Regions from separate parts of the Homo sapiens genome. Here region 1 is linked to region 2. A link is an interaction called in ENCODE POLR2A ChIA-PET data of the cell type or tissue named here. Cell type or tissue: PC-3. All regions are shown on one strand. Each heading gives the region's core, and the rest is flanking DNA. Links, peaks and the distances in the headings are about the cores only.

Region 1 (8,339 bases), core at 176-8,175, 140 kb before region 2:
TAAGGGTGACTCTCCACTGATTTCTGAATTCTCTTTTTAAGGGTGAGTCTCCACTGATTTCTGAACTCTCTTTCTGTACAGTTCCCTCCCTCCCTCCCTCTCGACCCCCCTTCCTTCCTTCCTTTGTAGTCGTTCCTATGGTCTACCTCCTGGAAAGAATATATCCCTCCCTCCCTCCCTCCCTCCCTCCCTCCCTTCCTTCTTCCCTTCCTTTCGTTTTTTTTTTTTTTTTTTAAAGACAGAGTCTCACTCTGTCACCCAGGCTGGAGTGCAGTGGTGCAATATTGGCTCACTGCAGCCTCTGCCTCCTGAGTAGCTGGGATTATAGACATGTGCCACCACTCCTGGCTAATTTTTGTAAATTTTTTGTAGAGACGGGGTTTCACCATGTTGGTCAGGCTGGTCTTGAACTCCAGACCTCAGGTTATCTGCCTGCCTCGGCCTCCCAAAGTGCTGGGATTACAGGTGTGAGCTACCATGCCCAGCCCCTGTGTAGTTCTTTCTCTTGTATATTGTTCTGCAAACTGTGGGCATCTTGGTCTCCTAGGTGCCTGTAGCTCCATCTCCTCAACTAACTTGGTCCACTAAGCTCTTCTTGGGTTCCCTTTCCCAGCATTATGGCTGGAAACTCAAAGCAGTAACTACAGTAGTCATAGGGCTCATCTCCGTTGTCTCCTGACCTTGAAAATCAATGTTCTACTTTGTGTGGTGTCAAGTGTTTTGAAAGTTATTTCTTCCATTTATTTTTTCCTGTTTTTCTTTTTCTTTCTTTTTTCCCCTTGGTTGTTTCAGACAGGAGTTTAAATACAATCAGCACCTATTATTCCATATTGGTTGGACGGGGAAGTTGGCATAGTCACTCTATATGATTTCAATTCTTTTACATTTTTTTAGACTTATTTTTGGCCTCAGATACAGTGTTTGTTGGCAAATGTACCAAGTGCATTTGAAGGGAATGTATATTCTACAGTTGGGGGTGTTGTGTTATATAAAATATCAGTTAGGTCAAAGTTGGTATCCTTCAAGATTCTTATCCTTCATCACTTTAAAGATAGTGTTCACTACCTGTTGGCTTTCTTTTTTCTGATGAAAAGTTTAGTCATTGAAGTCATTGTTGTTAATGTATGTAATGTGTTGGTTTTCTGTGGCAGTTTTCAATATTTTCTCTTTATGGTTCTCATTAGTTTGAATATGATGTGTTTCAGTCTGCAAATTTATGCCCTTAAATTTGGGAAATTATTTTGCTGTAATTTCTTCAAATGTACACTGTTTTCTGTTTTATACATTAGATGCCTTTTCCACTTCTTCGTCTTCTTTATAATTGATATTGTTTGGATGTGTGTCCCCTCCAAATTTCTTGTTGAAATATGATCCCCAATGTTGGAGTTTGGGCCTAGCAGGAGGTATTTGGATCATGGGAGTGGATACCTTATGAATGGCTAGATGACCTCCTTGTGGTAACGAGTGAATTCTTGCTCTGAGTTCGCATGAGATTTGGTTGTTTAAAAGAGTGTAGTGTCTTCTCATTCTCCCGCTCTTGCTCCTTCTCTTGCTATGTGATATACTGACTCCCCCTTTCCTGAGGCCTTATTAGGGGCAGATGCTGGCCCATGCTTCTTGTACAGCCTGTAGGACCAGGAGCCAAAATAAACTTCTTTACAAATTACCCAGTCTCCGATATTCCTTTTTTTTTTTTTTCTTCTGAGACAGAGTTTCAGTCAGTCACCCAGGCTGGAGTGCAGTGGTGCTATCTTGGCTCACTGCAACCTCCGCCCCCTGGGTTCAAGTGATTCTCCTGCCTCAGCCTCCCGAGTAGCTGAGATTGCAGGTGCCTGCCACCACACCCTGCTAATTTTTTGTATTTTTAGTAGAGGCAGGATTTCACCATGTTGGCCAGGTTGGTCTTGAACTCCTGACCTCAAATGATCTGCCCCCCTCAGCCTTTCAAAGTGCCGGGATTACAGGCATAAGCCACCGCGCCCTGCCCCAGTATTCCTTTATAGCAAGGCAAAATGGACTGATACAGTCATCCTGCTCTTTTTTCCCTCCCAATTTTTTTCTCTGAGTTTTCAGGTTGGATCATCTCTATCGCTCTGTTTTATCATTTTTCATGGTCACTGATCCTGCCATTTCTATTTAGTGAAGTTTAAAATTTCTAACATGTTTCAGTTCTAAAATTATTGTTTTGTTTTTTATATTTTATTTTTCTCTGCTGAGATTTTCAATTTTTAATTCATTATAGTGTATTTTTATGTACCTCATTGAGCATAGTTATAATGGCTGTTTTATTCTCATGTTGGGTGGGACCTTAAAAATAGCCATTTACAAATCTTTACTGTTAATTTCAACATCTGAGTTCTCTCAAGGTTGGTTGCTGTTGATTTTCTTTTCCTTTGACACTGGGTCCAGTTTTCCTTGTTCTTTAGATGTTGAATGATTATTTGATTGTATCTTAGACATTGTGAATATTTGGTTGTGAATACTCTGCATTCTATTCTGTTCCTCTGAAGAGCATTATTGTCTTTTGTTTTAGCAGGCAGTTTACTTGGATAGACCCAAATTGTAACTTACTTTCACCTATAGTGGGCAACAGCTGAAATATCAACTTAATTAATTTAACCTCATCTTCAAACTGCAAGTATGTCCTGAACGGGAGTGCTTCAGCTGTCAAGAGACTTAGGCAGAATTTACAAATAATCAGGTCTGCCTTTCTCTGATTCTCTCTTTTCTAGGATTCCTCCTTACTTCCAGTGGCTGGATTTGCCTGGGGCTGTTCCCTCTGGTTCTCAGGCCAAAAGACCACAGGGTTTTCTCAGCAATTCAGCCATGTCTTACTACAACCATGACCTACCCTTAGGTCAAAACCTCAAAAGCAGTGAGGTACCACCATGCCTGCCCTTTCTTCCAAGTTTCAGCTTCCCTCCAAAATCTGTTTATTCACTCTTCAGAGATTTTAAATGGTTACTGACTACACTGTTTCCCCACACCTCACAGTTGATCTATCAGCGACTTCTGGGGTCTGTGCCATTAAAACATATGTACAATCTTTGTTCTCACTGCCTTTCCTACCACTTACCTAGACCAAGTCACCACCATCTCTCACCTGAATTTGTGCAATAGCTTCTTTACTGGTTGCATGATTCCCACTAGTTCCATTGTATTTTTAACATGGCAACTGGAATGAGTGGTCCTTTTAAAACCTTGATCAGAAATACCACTTTTTTTTTTTTTTTTTTTTTTTTTTGAGACCGAGTCTCGCTCTGTCGCCCAGGCTGGAGTGCAGTGGCGCGATCTCAGCTCACTGCAAGCTCCGCCTCCCGGGTTCATGCCATTCTTCTGCCTCAGCCTCCTGAGTAGCTGGGACTATAGGCACCCGCCACCACGCCCGGCTAATTTTTTGTATTTTTAGTAGAGACGGGGTTTCACCATGTTAGCCAGGATGGTCTCGATCTCCTGACCTCGTGATCCGCCTGCCTTGGCCTCCCAAAGTGCTGGGATTACAGGCATGAGCCACCACACCTGGCCAGAAATACCATTAGGCCAGAACCTAATGCCTACTCCAGAGAAAATAAGGCCCTTAAGAATCCGATGAGCTATCTTTTTTTCATTTCATCTCCTGTTCTCCTCACTCAATCACATTCACCTTCTTAGTATGCCTTAGTCTCAGCAGGCAGCTTCCCCTTCAAGGCCTTAATGCTGCCTATTCCTTCTGCCTGGACACGCTTCCCCAAATAGCTATAGTACCTAGCTTACTCTCTTGCCTCCTTCAGGTCATTACTCAGATGTCATCTGACTGAACTGCACCTCCCCCCTACACATACATACAAACACACGCGCATGCACACACACACACACACACACACCCTCCCTCCCTCTTGTCCCATTTGCTTGCTTCATTTTTCTGTTTTACCACTGTTTCCATCTCTAGTTAATTTTTTTTTTCAATATCTGTCTCTACCCACTAGAATGTAAGCTATATCAGGGTAAGGATTGTTATCTGCTTTGTTCACTTTTGGATCTCCAGCACCAAGAACCTACACATCATTTGTGCTTAATAAACGTTTTCTGGTCAGATATATGAAGGAATAATTGGCTTTACTTTAATGTTTCTCATTTTTCTCTAGCTACTAAAAGCTAATATTTTAAAATATACATATTACTGATTCAGAACTGGAATGAACTAACAGAAGAAGCAATTATATGTCATTTTTAAGAAAAATAATTTCACTTTTTGCATCAAATATCATGAATTTCAAAAATGTAAAATAGCTGCTTTTATAAATGATATCACAGATATCTGTGCTGCTTTGTGACTTTTGCTGATTTAATAATGTCTTGCCCCAAGCATGGTGGCATGAGCCTGTAGTCCCAGCTACTCAGGAAGCTGAGGCTGGAGGATTACTTGAGCCCAGGAGTTCAAGGCTGTAGTGTTCTATGACTGTGAATAGCCTGTAAATAGCCACTGCACTCCAGCCTGGGCAACATAGCAGGACCTCATCTTTAAACAATTAAAAAATAAAGATAATAATGTTTTATGTTTGTATAACAGTTCCCGGTTTACAAAGCACTTTTGCATATTATCACATTTTATTTTATTAATCTCTAGTTTGCAAGTTGTCAGGTATTTTATATTTTTATTTTTAGATATATAGTTTGGTATATATTTTATATGAGTTTGGTATTTTATAAAAATCAACATGATGGGTATTTTTTGGGCAAGTTGTGGGAAAATACCACTCTGATGACTTAAAAAAAATTAAGATACCTGTGGAATATTTAGTGCTTATATTTGGTGAGGGAATATAAAGATTGCTTATTTTTGAATTATTACATGTGTATTTTGAAATTATATTTTTTTCTATACTTAATGTAGTATCATTTCATTCTAGATTTGAGACTAAATATTACTGTGTTCTGTTAACCCTTAAACAACATGTGTTTAAACTGTATGGGTCTACTTATACAAGGATTTTTTTTTACATAAATATTTTGTAAATTTTGTCTGTAGATTTGTGACAATTTTAAAAACTCACAGATGACCACTGTAACCTAGAGGTATTGTGAAAATTAAGAAAAAGTCACGTATGTCGTGAATGTATAAAATATATGTAGATACTAGTCTATGTTATTTACCACTATAAAATATATGAACTATTATAGAAAGTTAAAATTTATCAAAACTTAAACACATGAACACTTACAAACCATGCATTGTGCCATTTGCATATGAGAGAAAGGGAAACAGATGTAAAGATGCATTGTTCAATCATAACTGCACAATTAACTGTTATACATACTGTACTACTGTAATAATTTCTTAGCCACCTCCTGTTGCTATTGTGATGAGCTCAAGTGTTACATGTATCTGCTTCAAATGCCATGTGACACTAATTATTTCCATATGAGCAGTCCCCCTCTCCAGAAAATTGTATTACAGTAAGAAGTGATCTCTCGCAGTTCTTGCATATTTTTCATTGTGTTTATTGCAATACCACAAGGCCATTTATCATTGTGTGAACATCATAGAGTGTACAGTCATATATCACTTGATGAGGATACATTCTGAGAAATGCATCATTAGGTGATTTTGTCATTGTGCAAACATCATAGAGTGTAGTTATACAAACCTAGGTGGTATAACCTACTACACACCTAGGCTATATGGTATAGTCTGTTGCTCCTAGGCTATAAACCTGAACAGCATGTTGCTGTGCTGAATATTGTAAACAATGTTGACACAATGGTATTTGTATATCTAAACATATCTAAACATAGAAAAGGTACAGTAAAGATATGCTATAAAAGATAAAAAATAATGCACTTGATAGGGCACTTACCGTAAATAGACTTTGTAGGTGAGTCAGGGAGTGAGTGGTGAGTGAATGTGAGGGCCTAGGACATTACCATACAGTTCTGTTTACTTTATAAACACTACAGTTATACTACACTAAATTCATTTAAATTTTTTTTGTTCAATAGTAAATTAAACTTAGCTACTGTAACTTTTTACTTTATAAATTTTAATTTTTTTTAACTTATTGACCATTTTAAATAACACTCAGCTTACAACACAAACACATTGAACAGCCGTTAAAAACTTTAAAAAAAATTTTTTTAACTTTTTTGTTAGAAACTGAGATACAAACATGCACATTAGCCTAAACCTACACAGGGTCAGGATTATTATCAATATCATTGTCTCCCATCTCCATATCTTGTCCCATTGGAAGATCTTCAGGGGCAATAACATCCATGGAGCTGTCACCTCCTATGATAATAGTGCCTTCTGTAATATCTCCTGGAGGACCTGCCTGAGGCTGTTTTACAGTTAACTTTTTTTTATAAGTAGAAGGAATACACTCTAAAATAATGATAAAAAGTATAGTACTGTGAATACATAAGCCAGTAACACAGTCATTTATTATGCTATGCTTTTATATGCTGGGCAGCACAGTTGGTTTGTTTACACCAATATCACCACAAACACAGGACAGCCCTGACATCATTAGGCCATAGGAATCTTTCAGCTTTATTATAATCTTATGTCTTTTCTTGACCAAAACATTATTATCTGGTGCATGATTGTAGGTCTCTTTAGCCTGGCCAGCTACCCCCTACCCCCAGTCTAATACTGTTAGGTGTGGCTGGCCCTACTTTAAGTTGCTTTCTCAGCAAAAATACCCGGCGTGGTCTGAGAGAGCCAGTTTGAATAACAAATTTGAATGTCACTCTGACCTCTGAGGAGCTGAAGACTAAGGCCAGGCCAAATTTCTTACTACACAAAGGTCTTTCTCTTTCACCTCTTAGATGAATATGCAGTATTTTCATTTGGTCATTGTTTTTATATTTTTATGAGTATTGTATCTTTAACTCTTGAATTTTTTTGGAGTTTAATGCTGAAACTAAAGACAGATTTATTTTCACCCCTACAAAGAGCTAATCATTTCTGATACCATTTGTTAAATAATTCTTCCTTCTCTTCACTGATTTTGATGCCTTATTTACATTTGATGCCTAGTTTTTAAACCTCTGTCAGATTAATTAGAGTAAATTATTCAGAAATAGTAGAAAGTGCTTAAATTTGACCTACTAATTTCTGACAAGGAAGACATGGACAAATTATAAATAATGGACAAAAGAGCTAAAAAAACTGCAGGAGTCTAGTGACTGGCATATCTTTCTATAACCCCTTAAGGACATCGCTGTTTTATAATCCCAAACTCTGCTTAATGCTTTAATGTTCATAATTATACTCTGGGTCATCAAGAAAGGATGAATGAAGTTCAGCAGTAATTACTTTAAGAAGACATATAGTTGGCCCTCCATATCCACTGGTATGGAACCCATGGATATGAAGGGGTGACTGTCCTGTGCCATTTTATATAAGGGACTTGAGTATTCGAGAATACTGGTATCTGCAGGGAGTCTTGGAATCAATCCTCTGTGGATGTGGGAGGCTGACTGTGCAGCAAAATGCTGTGCAGATCTTAAAGAAAAGGAGGCAGGGCTGTATGTGCTGACTAACAAGGGAAAATATCTATCAAATCATTATGGAGGGAAAATCATGAAGTTGCAAAAGTACAGGTGGTGCCATGCATATACTTTTACTAATAACTCTGTGTATCTTTAACATGCATACAAAAAGCCTTGGGGGAATACTCACCAACTATGATGGGGAGGGGTGTAATAAGTAGTGGTGGTGTGTCTTTATTTTCTGCTTTCTCACAGTATTTTGATTTATTTTAAAATAAGCTTGTATTTGTTTTGTAATTGAAAATTTGAAAGACAGTATACAAGTTTATAATGCATTATAGAAAGATATCAGTCACAAACAAGTGATTTACATGTTGGAAGTTCAGTAGATTAGCTCTGAGAGTCAAATCATGACAATTCATTCCTCAAAGATTCACATACATGGGATATGCCTTTCTTACACTATTTTTGGTATTAAAAAAAGAAAAACTTTATGGGAAAATATTTTATAATTGAGAAGCATTAATTGTTTTTAAGCAAAACAGGTCATAAATTATATTTTATATATTTTAGAAAAGATTTATGACTAGTTTCTTTATGAAGTAGCCTACTCTTTGTAGACTTCTATGTATTAGTAATTTTATATTAGTGAAGATAGTTTTCGAAATATGTCATACTCTCAAAACTTGGGACTCAAGGTCAGAAGTAAGAGTTGAAATGGGGGAATGACATAATGAATCAGGAACAGGTAAGACATCAAGAAACTCTTCTGCACTCCATCAGTAGGGTACGATCTAAGATTGCAAGTACACAGTCAAAAACAGAAACAGTTACCATGGAGATACCTAAAACAGAGTCTATATGTC
Region 2 (8,339 bases), core at 216-8,215:
ATTTTGTATCCTGAGACTTTGCTGAAGTTGCTTATCAGCTTAAGGAGATTTTGGGCTGAGACAATGGGGTTTTCTAGATATACAATCATGTCGTCTGCAAACAGGGACAATTTGACTTCCTCTTTTCCTAATTGAATACCCTTTATTTCCTTCTCCTGCCTAATTGCCCTGGGCAGCACTTCCAACACTGTGTTGAATAGGAGTGGTGAGAGAGGGCATCCCTGTCTTGTGCCAGTTTTCAAAGGGAATGCTTCCAGTTTTTGCCCATTCAGTATGATATTGGCTGTGGGTTTGTCATAGATAGCTCTTATTATTTTGAAATACGTCCCATCAATACCCAATTTATTGAGAGTTTTTAGCATGAAGGGTTGTTGAATTTTGTCAAAGGCCTTTTCTGCATCTATTGAGATAATCATGTGGTTTTTGCCTTTGGTTCTGTTTATATGCTGGATTATATTTATTGATTTGTATATATTGAACCAGCCTTGCATTCCAGGGATGAAGCCCACTTGATCATGGTGGATAAGCTTTTTGATGTGCTGCTGGATTCAGTTTGCCAGTATTTTATTGAGGATTTTTGCATCAATGTTCATCAAGGATATTGGCCTAAAATTCTCTTTTTTGGTTGTGTCTCTGCCCAGCTTTGGTATCAGGATGATGCTGGCCTCATAAAATGAGTTAGGGAGGATTCCCTCTTTTTCTATTGATTGGAATAGTTTCAGAAGGAATGGTACCTGTTCCTCGTTGTACCTCTGGTAGAATTCATCTGGCTGTGAATCCATCTGGTCCTGGACTCTTTGGTTGGTAAGCTATTGATTATTGCCACAATTTCAGATCCTGTTATTGGTCTATTCAGAGATTCAACTTCTTCCTGGTTTACTCTTGGGAGAGTGTATGTGTCAAGGAATTTATCCATTTCTTCTAGATTTTCTAGTTTATTTGCGTAGAGGTGTTGGCAGTATTCTCTGATGGTAGTTTGTATTTCTGTGGGATCGGTGGTGATATCCCCTTTATCATTTTTTATTGCGTCTATTTGATTCTTCTCTTTTTTTCTTTATTAGTCTTGCTAGCGGTCTATCAATTTTGTTGATCCTTTCAGAAAACCAGCTCCTGGATTCATTAATTTTTTGAAGGGTTTTCTGTGTCTCTATTTCCTTCAGTTCTGCTCTGATTTTAGTTATTTCTTGCCTTCTGCTAGCTTTTGAATGTGTTTCCTCTTGCTTTTCTTGTTCTTTTAATTGTGATGTTAGGGTGTCAATTTTGGATCTTTCCTGCTTTCTCTTGTGGGCATTTAGTGCTGTAAATTTCCCTCTACACACTGCTTTGAATGTGTCCCAAAGATTGTGGTATGTTGTGTCTTTCTTCTCGTTGATTTCAAAGAACATCTTTATTTCTGCCTTCATTTCGTTATGTACCCAGCAGTCATTCAGGAGCAGTTTGTTCAGTTTCCATGTAGTTGAGCGGTTTTGAGTGAGATTCCTAATCCTGAGTTCTAGTTTGATTGCACTGTGGTCTGAGAGATAGTTTGTTATAATTTCTGGTCTTTTACATTTGCTGAGGAGAGCTTTACTTCCACGTATGTGGTCAATTTTGGAATAGGTGTGGTGTGGTGCTGAAAAAAATGTATATTCTGTTGATTTGGGATGGAGAGTTCTGTAGATGTCTATTATGTCCGCTTGGTGCAGAGCTGAGTTCAATTCCTCGGTATCCTTGTTGACTCTCTGTCTCGTTGATCTGTCTAATGTTGACAGTGGGGTGTTAAAGTCTCCCATTATTAATGTGTGGGAGTCTAAGTCTCTTTGTAGGTCACTCAGGACTTGCTTTATGAATCTGGGTGCTCCAGTATTGGGTGCATATATAATTAAGATAGTTATCTCTTCTTGTTGAATTGATCCCTTTACCATTATGTAATGGCCTTCTTTGTCTCTTTTGATCTTTGTTGGTTTAAAGTCTGTTTTATCAGAGAGTAGGATTGCAACCCCTACCTTTTTTTGTTTTCCATTTGCTTGGTAGATCTTCCTCCATCCTTTTATTTTGAGCCTATGTGTGTCTCTGCACTTGAGATGGGTTTCCTGAATACAGCACACTGATGGGTCTTGACTCTTTATCCAACTTGCCAGTCTGTGTCTTTTAATTGGAGCATTTAGTCCATTTACATTTAAAGTTAATATTGTTATGTGTGAATTTGATCCTGTCATTATGATGTTAGCTGGTTATTTTGCTCGTTAGTTGATGCAGTTTCTTCCTAGTTGGCATGATTTTGCAGCGGCTGATATTGGTTGTTCCTTTCCATGTTTAGCGCTTCCTTCAGGAGCTCTTTTAGGGCAGGCCTGGTGGTGACAAAATCTCTCAGCATTTGCTTGTCTGTAAAGTATTTTATTTCTCCTTCACCTATGAAGCTTAGTTTGGCTGGATATGAAATTCTGGGTTGAAAATTCTTTTCTTTAAGAATGTTGAATATTGGCCCCGACTCTCTTCTGGCTTGTAGCGTTTCTGCCGAGAGATCCGCTGTTAGTCTGATGGGCTTCCCTTTGAGGGTAACCCGACCTTTCTCTCTGGCTGCCCTTAACATTTTTTCCTTCATTTCAACTTTGGTGAATCTGACAATTATGTGTCTTGGAGTTGCTCTTCTCGAGGATTATCTTTGTGGCGTTCTCTGTATTTCCTGAATCTGAACGTTGGCCTGCCTTGCTAGATTGGGGAAGTTCTCCTGGATAATATCCTGCAGAGTGTTTTCCAACTTGGTTCCATTCTCCCCGTCACTTTCAGGTACACCAATCAGACGTAGATTTGGTCTTTTCACATAGTCCCATATTTCTTGGAGGCTTTGCTCGTTTCTTTTTATTCTTTTTTCTGTAAACTTCCCTTCTTACTTCATTTCATTCATTTCATCTTCCATCGCTGATACCCTTTCTTCCAGTTGATCACATCGGCTCCTGAGGCTTCTGCATTCTTCACGTAGTTCTCGAGCCTTGGTTTTCAGCTCCATCAGCTCCTTTAAGCACTTCTCTGTATTGGTTATTCTAGTTATACATTCTTCTAAATTTTTTTCAAAGTTTTCAACTTCTTTGCCTTTGGTTTGAATGTCCTCCGTAGCTTGGAGTAATTTGATCATCTGAAGCCTTCTTCTCTCAGCTCGTCAAAGTCATTCTCCGTCCAGCTTTGTTCCATTGCTGGTGAGGAACTGCGTTCCTTTGGAGGAGGAGAGGTGCTCGCTTTTTAGAGTTTCCAGTTTTTCTGCTCTGTTTTTTCCCCATCTTTGTGGTTTTATCTACTTTTGGTCTTTGATGATGGTGATGTACAGATGGGTTTTTGGTGTGGATGTCCTTTCTGTTTGTTAGTTTTCCTTCTAACAGACAGGACCCTCAGCTGCAGGTCTGTTGGAGTACCCGGCCGTGTGAGGTGTCAGTGTGCCCCTGCTGGGGGGTGCCTCCCAGTTAGGCTGCTCGGGGGTCAGGGGTCAGGGACCCACTTGAGGAGGCAGTCTGCCTGTTCTCAGATCTCCAGCTGGGTGCTGGGAGAACCACTGCTCTCTTCAAAGCTGTCAGACAGGGACATTTAAGTCTGCAGAGGTTACTGCTGTCTTTTTGTTGTCTGTGCCCTGCCCCCAGAGGTGGAGCCTACAGAGGCAGGCAGGCCTCCTTGAGCTGTGGTGGGCTCCACCCGGTTGGAGCTTCCCGGCTGCTTTGTTTACCTAAGCAAGCCTGGGCAATGGTGGGCGCCCCTTCCCCAGCCTCGTTGCCGCCTTGCAGTTTGATCTCAGACTGCTGTGCTAGCAATCAGCGAGACTCCGTGGGCGTAGGGCCCTCCGAGCCAGGTGCGGGATATAATCTCCTGGTGCGCTATTTTTTAAGCCCGTCGGAAAAGTGCGGTATTCAGGTGGGAGTGACCCGATTTTCCAGGTGCCGTCTGTCACCCCTTTCTTTGACTAGGAAACGGAACTCCCTGACCCCTTGTGCTTCCCAAGTGAGGCAGTGCCTCGCCCTGCTTTGGCTCGTGCACGGTGCACGCACCCACTGACCTATGCCCACTGTCTGGCACTCCCTAGTGAGATGAACCCGGTACCTCAGATGGAAATGCAGAAATCACCCGTCTTCTGCGTCGCTCACGCTGGGAGCCATAGACCAGAGCTGTTCCTATTCGGCCATCTTGGCTCCTCCCTCCATTTGTTGGATTTATTCCTAGTTGCCTTATATTTTTTGCTATTAATATTATTATCATTTTACAATTAATTTTCTGTTCAGGGCTGCTATATAGAAATGAAGTTGATTCTTGAGTATTGATTTTGTACCTAACAAATTATCTGTAAATACTTTTGGGTTTTCTATAAATACAATCATCTTATCTTTTTGTCTCTTTCCACTTGTTATATCATTTCTTTCTTTTTCTTTTCTCACTGCACTGACTGCAACCCCCACTAACCAGTACCTAATAGAAATGGTGATAGCTAGTATCGTCATCCTGTTTGTGATCATTAAGGTATTGCTTTTTAATATTTAACAAGTATGATACTTGCTTTATCTTTTTTATAGGGGGTGATGTTTGTTTTGGTGGATTCCCTTTGCTTCAGATCAGAGATGTTTCCTTCCTTTTTTATTTTGTTTCAACTTCAAGTAAATAGTAAGTTTTGTTAGACTTTTTTTTTTTTTAGAGACAGGGTCTTGCTGTGTTGCCCCAGGTAGAGTGCAGTGGCATGATCATGGCTCACTGAAGTTTTGAACTGCTGGACACAAGTGATCCACCTCAACTTCCCAAAGTGCTGAAACTATAGGTGTATACCACAACACCCAGCTAATTTTTTTTTTTTTTTTTTTTTTTTTTTTTTTTTTTTTTGTTGAGACAGGGTCTGACCAGGTTGGTCTTGAAATCGTGGACTCAGGCAGTCCTCCTGCCTCTGCTTCGCAAAGTGAGGATTATAGGCATGGGCCATCACACCCAGCTGACTTTAGTTTTTTTAGTTTAATTTTTCTCTTTTAATCCCAAAATGTTATTAATTATATTAATATATCTTCTGTGTTAAACTAAATTTGAGGTCCTAGAATAAACCAAACATGGTTATGGTGTATTATCTATTTTTATACAATTTGATTTCATTTATTTTTATATAAATTATGCATATGTACGTAAGTGCGTGCGTGTGTGTGTGTGTGTGTGTGTGTGTGTGTGTATATATATATATATATATATATTTTTTTTTTTTTTTTTTTTACTCCCATACCCTTTTTGCATCTGCATTCATGATTTGCTTCTGTGACCTTTTTTGGTACTGTTCTTGACTGGGTTTTAAAAAGCAAGATTGTGCTAGCCTAGTAAAATGAATTAGGAAGTCAGTTTGTGTAACATCAAAATTATTTTTTCCTTGAACGTTTGATAGAACTTTTCTGTAAATCTTCTGAGTATAGTGTTTATAAAAGATTTTTTTTTTTGTCAAATGATTCAATTTCTTTATGGGTTAAAGGACTACTATAACTCTTCATTTTGGGTCATAGATTTTCTTTTAACTTCCTGTGATCTCAACAATACATTTAATTTGATTTTTAAAAATATTTAATATTCTTGTTATGGAAGTATCATTTAGAAGTACCGGTAGAAGTATCATTTAATTTATCATATATCCATATCCTCCATAATCTGGGAAACAGAAGTCTTCATTTAACCACCATCCCTCTCCAATTTTACTTAACGTCATTCCATTAAAACTGCTTTTGTCAAAATCACCAATACTCTCTAATTTTCCAAATCTAGTATAATTTTTCTAATCACATGCAAACTCTGAGCAGCATTTAACTCAACCGACCACACTATTCTTCTGGAAACACCCTCTTTTTCAGTTTATATAACATAGTACTGAATCTGGTTTTTCTACCAGCGTGACCATTCTGTCTCCTTTTCTTCTTCTTGATTTCCAAGTGTTGTTTACAGGAACTCAGTCTTTTTCTTTTCTATCTCAGGTGAATTTATCATTTTTCACTAGTGTGAATATGTATACTTATTACTTCCAAATTTTTATCTGAAGTACAGGCTCTCTCTTCCGAACTCCAGACTTGAAGACTTTTTTTTTGTTTTAACATATAGTCATCTCAAAGTTATCATCTTCAAAACTGAACTCAACTACACCCATTCAGGTCTTTCTCGTTGTAATGAATGAACCATCATTTATCTGGTTGCTTGATCCAGAAAGTTGGAAATCAGCCTTTATTTTCATAATTCTTTTACCTTCCACAAATTTTTGTTAATTCTACATCCCAAATATCTTTATCTCCTGTGCTAACCCTGGTCTGGGTGTTCACCATTTCTTGCCCGGACTTCTGTAATAGCCTCACAAGTAACTGGTTTCTTTACTCTCTTACATTAGAGTGACCAGCGGTTTCTCTACTCTCTCGTATTAGAGAGTGACCAGTGTTTTCTTTACTATCTCTTGTGCTAGAAAGGGACCAGTGGCTAGTTCAGACTGAGTGCTCTGGGAAGGTCTCCCTAAGGAGCTGACATTTAAGCTAAAATCTGAATAACAAGGAGGGACTTGCCACCCAAAGAGCATTCTAGATGGAGGAAACACCTTCTGTAAAGATTATAAGCTAAAAAATAAATTTCAAATGCTTAAGAACCCTGAAGAAGGCCAGTTTGGCAAGGGGTAGAGATTTGGTTAAAGAGTTTAGCAGGAGCCAGATTATACCAGCCTTCGTAAGTAAGAGCATAAAATGTAAACTTTATTCTAAATGAGTTAAGAGGCCAATTAAAAGTGATGCTTTGAATTTAAGGGGTGAGAGAGAAGAATTGAAGATGTGGCATATGAGTCTAAAGTTTGGGAAAGATGTTAAGGCTAGAGCTAAAGATTTGAGGGTCACCAGCCTACAAATGGTGTTTATAACTATATGTTACCTAGAGAGAGAATATAGATAAAGAAGAGAAAGGAGCCTACATTGAGCCTTGGAGTACTCTAATGTTAGAGGTGCCAGTAGAGAAAAATGAGGAATTGTGACCAGTGAGGAAAAGGAAAACCAGAAGTGTATGATGTCATGGAAGCCAAATGAAAAAAAAGTTTCAGGAATGAAGAAGTGGTCACTTCTGTTGAATGACGGACTGGAGAAGAAATAGAAATAGAATCCTTCTATTAAGGTCAGCCTTGAGTAGTTTCAAGGACAGTCAAAGGTAGTTTTTAAATACTCTCTAGAAATTCTTATGAGAGGTAAACAAGTATCTTCCACTTTTCCAAATTTAATTTGGAAAATTAAATTGGCCCATTCTATTTTGTAGCAGAATTTCAGAGTGGTTGATAACCTTTTGGACAAGATCAGGTTTTCTTAAAGCTTACAGCTTCACAGTGTCTCTGACTAGACAGACACAAAGAAATAAATATGTTCTCCTAGCAATCAGCACATGGAGGAACAATTAAACTTGTCTTATTTAGAAGAATCCTTCTTGTAGTCATCACTTTTGAACAGACTATTTGCAGTCAGAGATTATTTAAGGTAGTACTTGGCTTTTTGAATGTGTTTACTATAGAAGACTTTGAGAAATGGGCAGCAAAGAGACACTGAAAATTATCTTTTAAATCCATTTCCTGAGTATTTGGGTCAAATGACTTTCTGATGTGTTGGACAGTAATTGATTCCAGGGAATTGTTTTTACTGTCTGCCTAATCACTGTCTTATTGCTTCTGGAATATTGACCTCCTATGTCCATCTGGCTGACAGGATCAAGCCCTGAGTCAGCCTGTAAAAACTCTTCTTGAAATGTTTCAAATTAATTGTGGATTTGCAGTGGTTTCATTTTCAAAGGTTTATGTTTATTGCTAACATTGTTATGTGATAGTTTTGTGATTATTAAATGAGTTTAAGTAGACCTAGAAGTGTGTTATGCATGTCTATGTATGTGGGTATATATAAAATTTTTATTTATAATCAGTCTTAGTCTTCATGGGTTGGAATTTTATTCCCATATTTTTTGCTTGGATTGAAATGGCATGCTTATCTAACATAACTAGAATTCCCTGGTTATTCCCTGGTTATGTAGTTACAGATACTACAAACTGGTAAACATACCTAAGAGGTTTGCAGATTTCTCCATCTGTATGGATTAATACATTTTCTGCCCAAATTTTGAGACATAACAGAATGATTGCCACTACCATCTCTCCATTCCCGAAGATCACATATTTTTAGAAGACTAGTCACCTATTGGTGGTAGTTAATGTTATGACTCCATAAGAATTAAAATAAGTGAAATATTAATAGATTGCTTAGAAATTATGTTGTTATGGTTAGAGATTATGCCCTAGAGCCACTGTCATCCCACGCTAGTCACCAGCAGATCTCCATGTGAAGTTCAAGACTGTTGTA

Evidence for each region. Peaks named below come from ENCODE experiments on the same cell type or tissue, not always from the same donor. Only the 100,000 strongest peaks of a DNase experiment are listed, where the experiment ranks them.
Region 1: POLR2A ChIA-PET joins it to region 2 with 11 read pairs; 2 of 35 experiments call an interaction of 5 or more read pairs at or near these places.

Annotation. Positions count from the first base shown.
Region 1 is chr3:158,375,975-158,384,313 of GRCh38, forward strand. All of the region lies in intron 6 of RSRC1 (arginine and serine rich coiled-coil 1), which reads left to right. Among named protein-coding and RNA genes, the nearest start is that of UC.134, 150 kb to the right of the region's middle. In PC-3, for the core only: no CTCF peak of the experiment used is centred there; no DNase peak of the experiment used is centred there; H3K27ac peaks cover 1,247 bases.
Region 2 is chr3:158,512,961-158,521,299 of GRCh38, forward strand. All of the region lies in intron 7 of RSRC1 (arginine and serine rich coiled-coil 1), which reads left to right. Among named protein-coding and RNA genes, the nearest start is that of UC.134, 9.6 kb to the right of the region's middle. In PC-3, for the core only: no CTCF peak of the experiment used is centred there; no DNase peak of the experiment used is centred there.